Linked DNA regions of Homo sapiens: region 2 is linked to region 1. A link is a contact called in ENCODE Hi-C or POLR2A ChIA-PET data. All regions are on one chromosome and are shown on one strand. Each heading gives the region's core, a stretch centred on a gene start or an enhancer-like site at or near the end of the contact. The rest is flanking DNA. Distances are from core to core; before and after follow the strand shown. Region 1 holds the start of ZYG11A (zyg-11 family member A, cell cycle regulator). Region 2 overlaps SCP2 (sterol carrier protein 2).

Evidence for each region. Hi-C counts contacts between places; a loop is a spot of excess contacts on that map. ChIA-PET counts read pairs that join two places held with the same protein, here RNA polymerase II (POLR2A). Pooled maps may share reads with other maps.
Region 2: a loop to region 1 is called in a map of endothelial cell of umbilical vein, with 6 times the contacts of the local background. The contact joins the enhancer-like site here to the promoter of ZYG11A in region 1. A Hi-C loop is called at or near these places in 1 of 168 maps with a recorded cell type or tissue (endothelial cell of umbilical vein) and 1 of 50 pooled maps. POLR2A ChIA-PET finds 5 or more read pairs at or near these places in 3 of 52 experiments (HEK293, PC-9 and activated CD4-positive, alpha-beta T cell).

The regions. Positions count from the first base shown.
Region 1 is chr1:52,841,272-52,844,789 of GRCh38, reverse strand. ZYG11A (zyg-11 family member A, cell cycle regulator) reads right to left here and starts at 2,030. Exons shown (of 14, transcript NM_001004339.3): 1 at 1,817-2,030. The coding sequence starts at 1,906. RefSeq lists an enhancer at 856-1,449 and a silencer at 1,951-2,280.
Region 2 is chr1:53,045,849-53,049,611 of GRCh38, reverse strand. SCP2 (sterol carrier protein 2) reads right to left here. Exons shown (of 16, transcript NM_002979.5): 15 at 1,675-1,754. Among named protein-coding and RNA genes, the nearest start is that of PODN, 14 kb to the left of the region's middle. Within about 2 kb of position 2,456, at least 8 of the 41 ENCODE cell types and tissues checked have a DNase peak (open chromatin) inside an H3K27ac peak, as active enhancers do; they include PC-9 and endothelial cell of umbilical vein, where a contact is called at or near this core.

The DNA.
Region 1 (3,518 bases), core at 781-3,280:
TAAAGTTTTAAAAAATATTTGCTGGCCGGGCACGGTGGCTCATGCCTGTAATCCCAGCACTTTGGGAGACTCCGTCTCAAAAAAAAAAAGTATTTACAATAGTATCAAGAACAGGAACAAATTTAACAAAATGTGAAAAGACTTTTATATTAAAAACTACAAAACATTGCTAAGAGAAGATTAAAATGACATAAATGGAAATAATTGTATGTATGTTTCATAGGGAAAAAAGTATTCATGCAATATTTGTGTAATTAAAATAATTAATTAAAAATAAATAAAATCCTTAACAAAGAAAATGAGATATACCCAGAACTAGACAGAGAAAATGGGTGTGAGTACTTTTGTAAAGAAATCTTGTTTCGATTCCAAGCAGGAAAAAATGTGCTTGAGACGATGCTAGCACACACGTAAAAAATCCAAGTTTTCCATTAATTACAAATCCACAAATTATATAACTTTTCTAAATGAGTTCAAAAGATTACAGGCTAGATCACTGCAGGGCACAAAGTCTTCCAACAAGGCGTTAATATGTAAAGCACAACCTTAATCAGAACATTTCCTTCTCTCCATAAATTTTGGGTCGAGCCTTCACCACTCAATCCCTCGAGTTCCCCAAGGGTGGCCCTTGGCGGGTTTTTTCCAAAGTGGGGCCAGAGGTCTGAACACCTGAGGTGAAATTCAAGTTCACGAGCAAGTCAACTAAATTTCAGAGCTCCCAACTTCCCTACATCGGTAAAATGGAGCCTAGCAAAGCCTACAAAAGACTAGGGGTTACCAGACTGCTTTAGAAAGGCGACACTTGGCCGGGCACGGTGGCTGACGCCTGTAATCCCAGCACTCTGGGAGGCCGAGGCGGGTAGATCACGAGGTCTGGAGTTCGAAACCATCCTGGCCAACATGGTGAAACCCCGTCTCTACTAAAAATACAAAAAATGAGTCGGGCATGGTGGCACGCGCCTGTAGTCCCACCTACTCGGGAGGCTGAGGCAGAAGAATCGCTTGAACCCCGGAGGCGGAGGTTGCAGTGGGCCCAGATCGCGCCACTGCACTCCAGCCTGGTGACAGAGCGAGACTCCGTCTCAAAAAAAAAAAAAAAAAGAAAGAAAGAAAAGAAAGGCGACACTTAACACACAGCAGGCGCTAAACACACATTCTTTGGGTTTGCATTTTGTCCAGAGCTAAGAGTAACAGGCATTCGGCAAAGGCTGGGGACGGGACGGGGACGGGGGCGGACGCGCGGAACTGAAAGAATCTCAGACTTCGGGTTCCAGTTCCCCCAGCCGGACTAAGCTACTCGCCCGGCCCCGGGCCCAAAGGCCTCAGGTGGTAACGGCCAAAGGGTCACCGCCTCCGCGGGGCGCTGCGTCCACAACACGGGTGGGGAAACGGTCAAGGTTTGCGGCGTTTGGGTTCATGACTGCAAAAACACCGTCCACTACGGGCCAAGCCGAGTGCCATGCCCTGCACCTACGTCTAAGCTCACAGCAGCCCGCACTGGGGCGAGGAATCCTGAGGAGGCTCGCCCCGGTCTCTGGGACTGGGCTCTCGCCGCGCTGCCTCAGGGCGCAAGTTCCACGCGCTTCGCCGGGCGCAGAAAAGCACCCCCCGCTCCGCGGCGCCCAGGCCGCCTCCCCCGACAACGCACCTCCGCAGCGACGCCTGCGCCTGGAAGGGGCTCGGCATCTAGACCGCAGCCCCGCGCGGGCCACACTCCCCAGCAAGTGCCTCGGCAGCGTCCCAGGAGACTCGCCGCGCTCGCCGGAGCTGGACGTGGCGCCGAGGTCCGCGTCGCCGCCCGCACCCCGGTGCTCACCTGTACCACGCAGCAGCCCAGGGCATCCTTCTGAGCGTCAGGAGGGACGATGTTCCGGGGCGTGTGGCCCGGGTGCAAGAAATGAACCATGGCAACCCCGGCGGCGGGGCGTCAAAAAGAGAGCCGGCGTCGAGCCGGAGCCCGGATCCCGCGAGAACCAAGCGGGCGGCTGCCAGGACGCGCCCACCACGCCTGCGAGGCACACGGAGCTAGCGCCGCGCCCTGCCGGCGAGCTTTTGAAATGCCCGGCGAGGCGACGCGCACGCGGGGGCCGGCCCGCCGCAGACCCCACCCCCCGGGCGGCCTCCTAGCCCCATCCGCCCTCCGACACGCCGCTGCCGGGGCCAACCGTTCTCCTCCCGCCTCCCCAGCCTCCCCAGCCTCCCCAGACCAACCTGCCACGACCCAGCCGCTCACCCACTCCTTCCCAGCCCTGCACCTCAGGGCTTGAGAGGATATTCCCCGAGGACCGGCTGTGTAGGTTTGGGGAATACTGTATATATATATACATGTACACACACACACACACACACACACACACACACACACACACATATTCATTATTTCTATATATGTATATATTTTTTAAAGCTTTCATACATTAAAATATATATTTCAAAGACTTTGCCCCTGAAAATCTGGCAACAGCACCTCTCTAACGGTCCTCTCTGTTTCAACTCCTTAGAGTATCTGGATAAATCAAATATAAAACGAATACAAAATATTGGCAAGTATCTACCAAAAAATCTATTTAGCTTTCTTGTTACTTAAAAAGTACTCGAGAAGACCCTTATAACCTGCTCCAAGAAAGAAACCCCGAGAGACCCTTCTAACTTTCTCCAGGAAAGAAACTCCACAAGTTAGTACACATTAGCTAATTTAAGAGAAAGCAATACCTTGGAAAAGGAAAGTTCTCAAGAGCATGAGCCTTGGAGTTTGAATCCTGAATTAGAATGCCCGCTCAGCCATCTAGTGTTTGAGAACCTGGAGCAAGATTCTTGATGTCTCTGAAGCTCAACTTCCTCATCAGTAAAATAGAATGAGAATGCTTTATCTCACAGACTTAATGTAAGGATTAAATAATGTATGTAAAACACATCACAATGCTTTTTACATAGTAAGTCCTTGATAAGTGGATTGGATTCAGATGTTAAAATTATTTTTAAGTACTTTGCCTAATGCTTTTCTTTCATTTATTTATTCTTTTATTTAATCCACTTACTACAAGAAGAAAAAAAATCCTGTGCTGTAGGTATCATCCCCATTTTTCTCACAGGGAAACTGAAGAACTGACAGGTTGAATAGACAACACGTTTTTTGGCCAGCTGATGAGTGGCCAACCTGGGAGTCAAAATTGAGTTTTCTTACTGCAAGTCCAATCAATATGCTTTTTTTTTTTTTTTTTTTTTAGACGGAGTCTCGCTCTGTTGCCCAGGCTGGAGTGCAGTGACGCGATCTCAGCTCACAGCAACCTCCGCCTCCTGGGTTCAAGTGATTCTCCTGCCTCAGCCTCCCAAGCAGCTGGGACTCCAGGCGCGCGCCACCACACCCGGCTAATTTTTGTATTTTTAGTAGAGACAGCGTTTCACCATGTTGGCCAGGATGGTCTAGATCTCCTGACCTGGTGATCCGCACGCCTCGGCGTCTCAAAATGTTGGGATTACAGGCGTGAGCCACCGTGCCCCCGCCAATATGCTTTTGT
Region 2 (3,763 bases), core at 1,207-3,706, 200 kb before region 1:
CTCGCCACCTTTCTCCTTTGTAAGTTAACAAAGAAAATCACTTTTTATTTACTAACAATAGAGAAAACATGAATCTTCACCCTTCAGAGAGTCCATACATAAAGATGATTTTAATCTGGCCCCTAGGTGTTCTTCATGTACGCTTGCTGCTGGAGCCAAACACTGAAATTAGAATTTCCACTGCATTTAACGATTTCCAGTCAAATCCTCTGGAAATCCTCTGAGCATAAGGGAAGTCCATTAGCACATTAATAGAAAGGTCTGCTATTTTTATCTTTAATTCCTTTGGGTGTTAACAGGTGCTGAAGGAAAATAAGCTGACACCTTGCCCCCAAAATGGGCAGTACAAAGATAAATTGAGAGAATGAAGGCAGCTGATGTGTGAAGTCTGAACAGCCTGCCAAAGCTGTGCATGGCATGTGCAGTGGGTGGGAAGGAGGATGACAGCCAGCTCCTATACTGGTGGCCTCTGTTCTGTCCAGATTTCTGGAGCAGGCTCAGTGGAAATGTCAGTGCCAATGGTGTGTATTCAGCTGAAACATCACAGATGCAAATTTCTCACTTGTCATGGCATCAACTAAAATGTGCTTGGTTACGTAGAAAAAGCATTTTAAAAAAGCAAGTGGGAGTGAGATTTAGTTGTTTTATCCAATCTTGGAAATTACCAGAGAACCACAGGAATAAAACCTAAAACAAACCAGACTGAGACAACAGAAAAAATTAAGTTACATTGGAAAGAAACGTCTTAGTTTCTTTTTTATTAATGGAAAGCTCAGTATATATCAAGTTGACAGAAAGCTCACTATATCAAGTCCATTCAACACTGCAGCTGAAGAGCCTAAGAGGACCCTTGACAATTTGGGGACTAGGAAAATCTATACAAGGCATAAACACACTTTAGACAAATGCAATTTAGTCCAACAGTTGTTTACAGAATACCTAAAAACATCAGATACTGTGCTAAATTCTGGAAACATAAAGACAAATAAGATGTGCTTTGATGCTTTGAGACACTCACAGCCTAACAGGGAAGAGAGAGAGGCATATTATGACTAACATAACACAACAGGCACTAAGCTGGCAGTCCAGTACGTGGCTCAGGAGAGGGACTGGTTACAGCTCCCCAGCAACTTGGAAAGAGGTCCTTGGAGATAATATCTGAGCTAATTTTGAAAGACAAGTCATTTGTCAGGTAAGGACAGGTCAGGCAAAAAGAAGAGCATGGGCAAATAAATGGAATGTAAAAGGTCAGGCCTTTGTTCATGCCACCCCTCCCTCCTCCTGGAACACTCCTACTTTCCGCCTGGGTACTAAGCTCAAGAGCTGCTTCCTCTGTGGTGCTCTCCCTGATGGCCCAGAGAGATATGGCTGCTCCTGCCTTCATCCTCCCCTGACCACAAGCCAGGTGTGGCACCTTGGATCTCTGGCTGCACTGACTCTTTTACACATCTGTGGATGCCCTGAGCGTGGGAACTTTCTTACTCTTCTGGGCACTTCCAGCACACAAGACAGTGTGTGGCACACAGCTTGCTCCACAGACGTCTGTCAACTGTTTGGGGAACACTGAGTTTTGTGAGTCTGACCACTTTGCACTTTAGAGTCTGAGTCAGGAGATGGAGTAGAAAGGGCTGAAAGACCTACCTACTAGCAGGATATAAGCTCCATCATACTTACCGACTGAGGATTCATTTTACCAGTCATTAAAGCCAGGAAGTCTGAGTCAGCCATTGTGATTGTGCAGTCAGCCTTCTTATCTAAAACAGATACACAGGAGAAGGAAGGAGAATAGGAGGTGTTCAGTTTCACATATACATTTTTGTCAAGAGCCACTGACTGCAACAGAATTATAACCAGCACTGAGGCAGTGTGGGGAAATGGGCACTCACATATACTTCTATGGCAGCCTGGTAAAATGTGACATAAACCACAAGCAATCCTGATATTTAACAAGACGGAATTGATTAAATAAATTATGGTATATTCAAATAGTGAGGTATGATACAAGCCACAATAAGAAATGATATGGATCTGGATTTACTGACATGAAAAAATGTTCATGTTACATTATTCATGATATTATTATATAAGCCAGTTACAAAAGAAACTGTATGATGCCATTTTTGCTTAAAACAGAATTCAACTATATAAACATAGAAAAACATCTGTAAACTTAAGACACCAATATATTACTAATAGTAACTGTGACAGACTCTAAGGTGACCCTCCTGGTGTACATCCCCTTCCTTCCAGTGTGAGTAGAACCTGTGACTTGCTTCTAGCTAACAGAATATGGCAAAGATAATGAGATGTCACTCTTGTCATTTTGTTACATTAAATGATTCTACCTTGCTAGCAGACTCATTCTTGCTCTCCTGCTGGCTCTGAATGAGCTCACTGCTATGTTGTGGACTTCCTATGGAGAGGGCCACGTGGCAGGGAACTGGCCGTTAGGAGCTGAGGGCCAGCTCTGGCCTATAGCCAGTAAAAGAGGGAAGCTATCATTCCCAAGGCCACAGGGAAATGAATTCTGCCAGCAACCTGAATGAACTTGGACATGGATCCTTCCCCATTGAAGCCTCCAGATGAGAGCCCAGCCCTGGCCAAAAGCTTAACTGTAGCCTTGTGTGACTCTATGCAGAGGACCCAGCTAAGCTGTCCTCAGCCTACTTATCCATGGAAACTGTGGGCTAATAAATGTGGGCATTGTTTTAAGCTACTAAATTTGTGGCAATTTGTTATGCAGTAATAGAAAATGAATACGGTTCTCTAGATCAAGGGTTAACAAACTTTCTGTAACAGATCAGACACTAAATATTTTAGGCTTTGCAGGTCAGTAGGTCTCTATCACAACTACCCAATTCTGCCCCTGTAGTGCAAAAGCAGTCATAGATAATATATAAACAAATGTTGGCTATGTTCCAATAAAATTATTTTAAACAGGTGGCAGACAGAGGGAGGAGAAGATATTTGCAACTCATATATCTCTGACAAACAACTCATATACAGACTATATGAAGAACTCCTTTCTAAGGTACAGTGGATTACAGGAAAAGATAAAAAAAAGAACTCCTACTGCTCAACTAGAAAAGGTTAGACGATCCAATATAAAAATGAGCAAATGACACATGTAGGCATTATATAAAAGAAGATCTCCAAATGGCCAAGAAACACATGAAACAGTGCTTCACTTCATTAATCATCAGAAAATTCACATTAAAATCATGATGAGTGCCACATACCTACTAGAACAAATGGCTGAAATTTAAAAAAAAAAAAAAAAAGACAATACCCAGTGTTAGTGAGGATGGGAAACAAATGAAAGGTCAACATAATACCAGAAAGACTGTAAAATGATGCAGCCACTTTCAGAAAACAGTCTGGAAGTTTCACATAAAGCTAAACATACACATACTATATGAACTAGCAATCCTATTCCTAGGTATTTACCGAAGAAAAATGAAAACTTACGTCCACACAAAAACCTGTATGTGAATGCTTATAGTGGCTTTAAGATTCATACTTGCCAAAAGCTGGAAAAAACCCAAATGTGCATCAACTGGTGAAGGGGTAACCATTCAGCAGCAAAAAAGAATAAAATACTTCATGATCCATGCAACAGCATGAATAAATTTCAGTGAAAGAAGGAGGCTCAAAAAGCTACATACTGTATCATTTCATGTGTATGACTTCCTAAGGAAAGCAAAACTACAGGGAGAGAAATCAAACTAGTGGCTAAAAGGGCCTGAGGGGGCTGACTATAGAG